2 separate regions of the Homo sapiens genome follow, and region 1 is linked to region 2. Evidence: chromatin contacts called from ENCODE Hi-C or POLR2A ChIA-PET data. All regions are on one chromosome and are shown on one strand. Each heading gives the region's core, a stretch centred on a gene start or an enhancer-like site at or near the end of the contact. The rest is flanking DNA. Distances are from core to core; before and after follow the strand shown.

What was found. A loop is a pair of places that touch in the nucleus more often than their neighbours do. ChIA-PET counts read pairs that join two places held with the same protein, here RNA polymerase II (POLR2A). Pooled maps may share reads with other maps.
Region 1: a loop to region 2 is called in a map of naive thymus-derived CD4-positive, alpha-beta T cell, with 16 times the contacts of the local background. The contact joins the promoter of EFHC1 here to the promoter of CD2AP-DT in region 2. A Hi-C loop is called at or near these places in 1 of 168 maps with a recorded cell type or tissue (naive thymus-derived CD4-positive, alpha-beta T cell) and 5 of 50 pooled maps. POLR2A ChIA-PET finds 5 or more read pairs at or near these places in 1 of 52 experiments (CD4-positive, alpha-beta T cell).

What each region holds. Positions count from the first base shown.
Region 1 is chr6:52,418,934-52,421,633 of GRCh38, reverse strand. It overlaps EFHC1 (EF-hand domain containing 1), which reads right to left and starts at 1,292. Exons shown (of 11, transcript NM_018100.4): 1 at 1,161-1,292. The coding sequence starts at 1,223. It overlaps LOC124901331 (a long non-coding RNA gene), which reads left to right and starts at 653. Exons shown (of 2, transcript XR_007059611.1): 1 at 653-1,425. RefSeq lists an enhancer at 732-1,323.
Region 2 is chr6:47,476,761-47,479,460 of GRCh38, reverse strand. It overlaps CD2AP-DT (CD2AP divergent transcript), which reads left to right and starts at 1,389. Exons shown (of 1, transcript NR_187257.1): 1 at 1,389-2,218. It overlaps CD2AP (CD2 associated protein), which reads right to left and starts at 1,672. Exons shown (of 18, transcript NM_012120.3): 1 at 1,213-1,672. The coding sequence starts at 1,216. RefSeq lists an enhancer at 388-1,114 and a silencer at 1,401-1,910.

The DNA.
Region 1 (2,700 bases), core at 43-2,542, 4.9 Mb before region 2:
AACTTTGTGAAGCTGGAGAGGAAGGCAAGAGTTTAAAGTATTAAACTATATAAACATAAACTACTGTTAGCTCATCTATGATGATCAGTCTACTGAATCTCATTATTGATTTTTCAGCACATACATTTCAGTAGCCCTGTCAGAATTAAAACAAACCAAATAATTTTAAGAGCTAAACTGTGGCAAGAGTTTAAAAAAAAAAAAGAATCCAAGCTGCTGCTACTTTTTAAAAAATTTTGTCTAGAAAATGCAAATAAAAACACAAGGTTGGGGAAGGAGCAAAACAAAATCTAAACAGGAATCTTTTTACAAAAACGTTAGAATAAAAAGAACAGGGCCGGGGAAGAATAAACAGCAACTAATCAATTCTTGAGGGAACTGGAAAGGAATATCTCTTACAAAGCAGGGAAAGATGCTTTGGGAGGAAGGTGAGCAAGTTTTGGGGAAAACCCGCAACGGAGAAAGAAAGGAATGGGGAGAGGATGGGACTAAATTGTGGAAAATGTAGAAGATGGAGAAAAAAGAATGGGGTTGGATGCAAGCATAAAGAAGAAAGGAAAAAGACCTGGCGGAAAGAAGAGGAGCGGAATCGATATACATACAAAACAGGAAATGGAGCTGGGAGTGGGAGATACTACCGGGTACAGGATTCAGAAGAGGAAGAGGTGGGGCGGGAATGACGGACCTGTGGGAATGAGGTTGAAGGTGCATAGTGGCGGGGGGTTTTAAGGGCGGCGATGGACGGAGACAGGTTATGATGTGAGAGAACGAGCTAGGGAGAGGGCCCAGAGATAGGTTGGGAGTAGGGTGGGGGAAACAGTGATCTAAAGGGACAAGAGGCAGGGGCTTGGAGGAGCAGGGCCGTAAGAAAGAACGCGGCTAACGGGATGAGAATGAAGGCGCCAACACACTGCCAAGATGGAGTGGGAAAAAACTAGAGAGGGATGAGGCGGAGGGCAAAGGATCGGAGAGAGGGGATGAGGATGGCTAGGGAAGAACGGCAGAAGTTCGGCCCAGAATAAAGAACAGGGTCAGGACAGAAGACGTGTTTGGAGAGAAGACAGACTTGAGTGGAGGGGAATGGAGGTGCACTGAGCGGGGAAACCTCCTGGGCTGCTGGAAGGTGGGGACAGGTGGGAGTCTGGCAGATAACTGCTCACCGTAGAGTCCTTAAAGGACGTGCCCGGAAGAAAGGGCAAGCCATGCACGGGATTGGACACCATTGCAGCCGGTACCACCGCCGCCACCTAGGTCCTGCTTCGTCCTCTCCGGTTGCCCAGGCGACAAGCAGTGTTCGCGGGCACCTCCAGGATCCATGGTAACGCTAAACATCCGGAACTCCCACGAGCGGAAGGCGGGGCCAGGAGGCGCAGGCATCACAGGAGGTTTGCGCGTGCGCCATCCGCAGGACTCCGCGTTCTCGCGGTAAGTGGGCCGCGGCCTTGGAGCGCGGCTAGTGGGCGTGGTTGTGTCGGCCCCTCCTCTTCCGCTTCGCCCCGCCCCGCTCCCGGAGGATGAGACGTGGGAGCTGTTGGGTGGCGCGGGGAAAGGCGGGTGTAGCGAGGCGGTAGTTCTCGCTGTGAGATCCGGGGTCCGAGCAGGCCCTTAGATGAGTTGCAGAGAGGGACGTTCCTTCTCTCCTTCCACCTAGTCCTGGCGGACCTCACTGCGCCCCGCCAACGCTGTGAGCTCAGGCACTCTTTTCTCCCCCCTCTGCCCCATTTCACACAGAAGTGTAAATGGTCGGTCCAGTTGGCAGTGCTACTAAACTAGACCCATGCTTCTTGTAGGCAGGGGCCGAGGATTACCCATGATTGTGTTTCTGTTGCTCAGGGATGGTCAATGAACTAATGCAATCATCTCATCCTTAATTCTCCCACTGCCACATTGTATTTTTCCCCTTTTAACTCTTTTTTAAAATCAATCTTTCTCTTTCTTTCTTTCCTTTCTTTCTTTCCTTTCTTTTCTTTTTCCTTCCTTCCTTCCCTCCTTCCCTCCGTCCCTCCTTCCCTCCTTGCTTCCTTCCTTCCTTCCCTACTTCCCTCCTTCCGTAGAGATAGTGTCCCACTATGTTGCCCAAGCTGGTCTCGAATTCCTGGGGTCAAGCGATCCGCCCACCTCGCCTCCCAAAGTGCTGGGATTACAGGCATGAGCCACCGCGCCCAGCTCTCTTTATTCTACCATCAATCCCTTCGGTTAAACACCTTTGTTTTTGTAGGGAAAGCCTTGAATATGTGCTGCAGGGCAGGGTGCACTCTGATAGGTACTTGATTTTTGTTGACTGAAGAGCTGCAGGTTGAAGGGTGGTCACCTCAATCCCTCGTTTGTACCTGCAGCTGCAATGAAAAAGATCAGAACCACTAGGAGGAACACAGCTCCTTCAAAGAGAAAGACTAAGTCTTGGGAAAGAAGCAGATAAGTGAGGTGAAATATTGTCAGCATCATAGGTATAGCCTTTGATGCTTTTTACAAAACTTGCTTAAATTATTTTTTCTTAAAAGAAACATAATCCTATTCCTGAAACATTTTTTTTGGGGGGGGGGGGAGAAAGCTATCCATCATTGCTGAGGAGCTTAAAAATAAAAAGTAATCAAAACCCACGTGCCGAGAGATTTGGATTCATTAGGTCTGACATGGAGGCCAGGAATCTGATTTTTGTAACAGGCGTTTGTGACAAGCCAGTTTAGGAACATGATAGAG
Region 2 (2,700 bases), core at 140-2,639:
GGGAACATAAAATTAGAAAAGTCTAAGAAAACAGAGGATAGCTAGGCGAGTGTCTATAAACAATATGCTCAAAACATCCCCCACAAAGCAAAGTGTGGACAGAGGGTGCCACATCAGCAGTAGTCTGTATTCGTCCTGCTTCTAAATCATTTGTTAATTACATGAATTATTCATTTCGGTGATCGTTTGTTGATATGAAGCAGTACCAACTCTCAACTGCAAAAAGTGATAGGGTCCTCCTGATTTGCTCTACAAAAATCAAACTTGGGTTTACTCTTACAGAACACGTTCTGCCTTATAGAGACACAGGGTGTTTTGTTTTTTGTAAGCTATTCTTAAGTTGCTTTTAATTTTTAAAGGATTGAGGGAGTTAGTTTAATGCCTAGCCCACACCGAACTTTGTTATCAAAAGAAATTGTTACACCACTTAACAAAACTCCTTTTCAACCCGGACTGCCACACATTCTGCCTTCTCTAACTTCAAACAAAACTATAAAGCACATAGTAAATAACATATAAGGCCTTGTATTTTTCTCTCCTCCGGCAAGGAAGTCTAACTCCAAACAGGAAACTGCTCCTCAAAGGATCCAACACTGAAGTCCAAACCCAGTCCTCGGGAGCACACTGAATGCTTAGGTGCCAACACACTTGCCTAGGTAGAACCCGAGTAAAACAAATACTCAAGCTTTCCTGTCCTTGAGGCACCCCTTGCGAGTTTCAGCAGGAAAAAAAAAAAGTTTTTGAACAAATTTATCTCTCTCCTTAAACGTATTCAAAGCCTCGCAGAAAATAAAGAAGTTGAAAGTGCTACTTTATCAAGTTTTTCGATCGCCCTCCCCCATCCCACGAGGAGGGGGAGGGAAGCAAGGGGATGAGGAAGGGAAGGAAGGTCAGGTCTGATTTTAGCTGGGCAAGGGGTTAGCAGAGGTGGCCAGGCGCCCCCGCCCCCCATCCCGCACCTTTCTGGTGAACAGGAAAAGAGGCGGAGAAGGGAGAGCGAGGGAAAGCACCCGCGAGCTCTCCCACCAGTTTCTCCGTGAGAAGAGCAAGGTGGAAGGCAGGGCAAGAAGGGGCGGTGGGGAGAATGGAGAGGGTGGGGTGCTGCCGCTCAGGGGCTGACCGCAGTCGCCTCCCCAGAAGGCCGAGAAAGGGCACAGCCTCCCCGGGTCTGGAAGGTCCGGACGGGCGGCGGGAAGCGCCCGAGTCTCTTACCCATGCTGGGGGCTCCCGCGGGGAGAAGCCGACGTCCGCTCCTCCTCCTCCTCCTCCAGTGGTGGCTCGCGCGGCCGCTCCCGCGGCTGGAGGCGGGACCCGCGCTCCGCGCTAGCCCCTCCTGAGCTCAGGCGGGGCGAAGAGTCGCCTCCATCCGCCCGCGGCGCTCTCCTACCAGTCTCTTCAGCGCGGCCCTCGAGGCAGAGGCAAAGGCGGCGACAGCTCCTCACCCCTGGCCTCCCCAGGAGCCACGGCGGCGGGAGGGCCCTACCCCGCCCGCCCGACCGCGGTTTTCCCACCCTGGCCGCTCCCGCAGTGGGGAGGGACCCACCGGTTTGCCCAGACCCTCGGCTCCAACCCCGAGCGCCCGCCTAGCCTCGGAGCCCGCCCCTCGCCTCTTCCTTAGCACTCGCAGTTAGAAAAGGCGACACCGTAGACTAAGGTGGGGACCCAGACAGAGGCCGAGAAGGTGCGGGGAGCTGGGACCGGGAGGAGGCAAATCTCGCGAGAACGCCCTCGTTCTCCCCGCCCCACCCCGCCCCGTCGCGTTCGGGCTCTCTCCCGGTCCCCACGGCTGCTGCCAGGTGCGGTGACGTCACGGCCGGGGGTCGCGCGCCGACCGCGTCCAGGTGCAGCGAGCGGATGAGGAAGCGGTGCAGAGGAGCTTGGGCTCGCTCTCCCCCCGGAGGCTCGGAACAGCTTGGGCGGGCGTTTGGTCTGGTTTGTCGCCTCAGATGGATCAAAAGGTTTCTGCTGATAGGCAAAGTTGCCCCACTTTCCGCGGCGGCGACGCGGAGTTACTTTCTGCAGCGAAGCAGCCTCGAGGACCTTAAAGGGAAAAGGCGGACAGAAGGAGGGCGAGCGCACTTGATTTCGACCTTTAAGGGAGGCCCAGATGCTGCCAGGCCCCTCAGTTTACCTTGCGAAGTTACTTACGGATCAGCAGCATTTGGTCTTCGTCGGGTGAGGGAGAAACCTAGGCATCAAATAAATTCTGTTTCACAGATTCCTTTAGTCTCTTGTCAGCTGAATGCAACTTTATAATTTGCTTTTTTTCTTTTTAAAGTATAATTTGAGTTGTTACTTGATCGAGAGAAAAATAGGCATCATGATTTGAAATACTGCCAGGCATTTTTTCTAGCGTCAATGTGAAGGAGGGCATAGGATTACTATAGTCAGTCAAACATGAGCTTGGTAGTTACGAAGAAGTATAATTATTTCAGCAAGCTTTTTTTCCCCCTTCTGTTTAAGTAGACCCAATTCCAGGGCAGATGTGTGTGTGAGCGTTTGTTGAACGCCAACTATTGTGCCTAGTGCTTTTTCAAGAAATTTTGTAATTCTCAGTCATCCAGCACTGAAACTGACTTGCCCTTTGGATCCAGGCAGACATGGGTCCTTGAAACTCAGCACAGCCATTTACTTTTTGTGGGACCTTGGATAAATTAACCTGTCTGAACTTCAATTTCTTGAGTATGTTCAAACAAATCT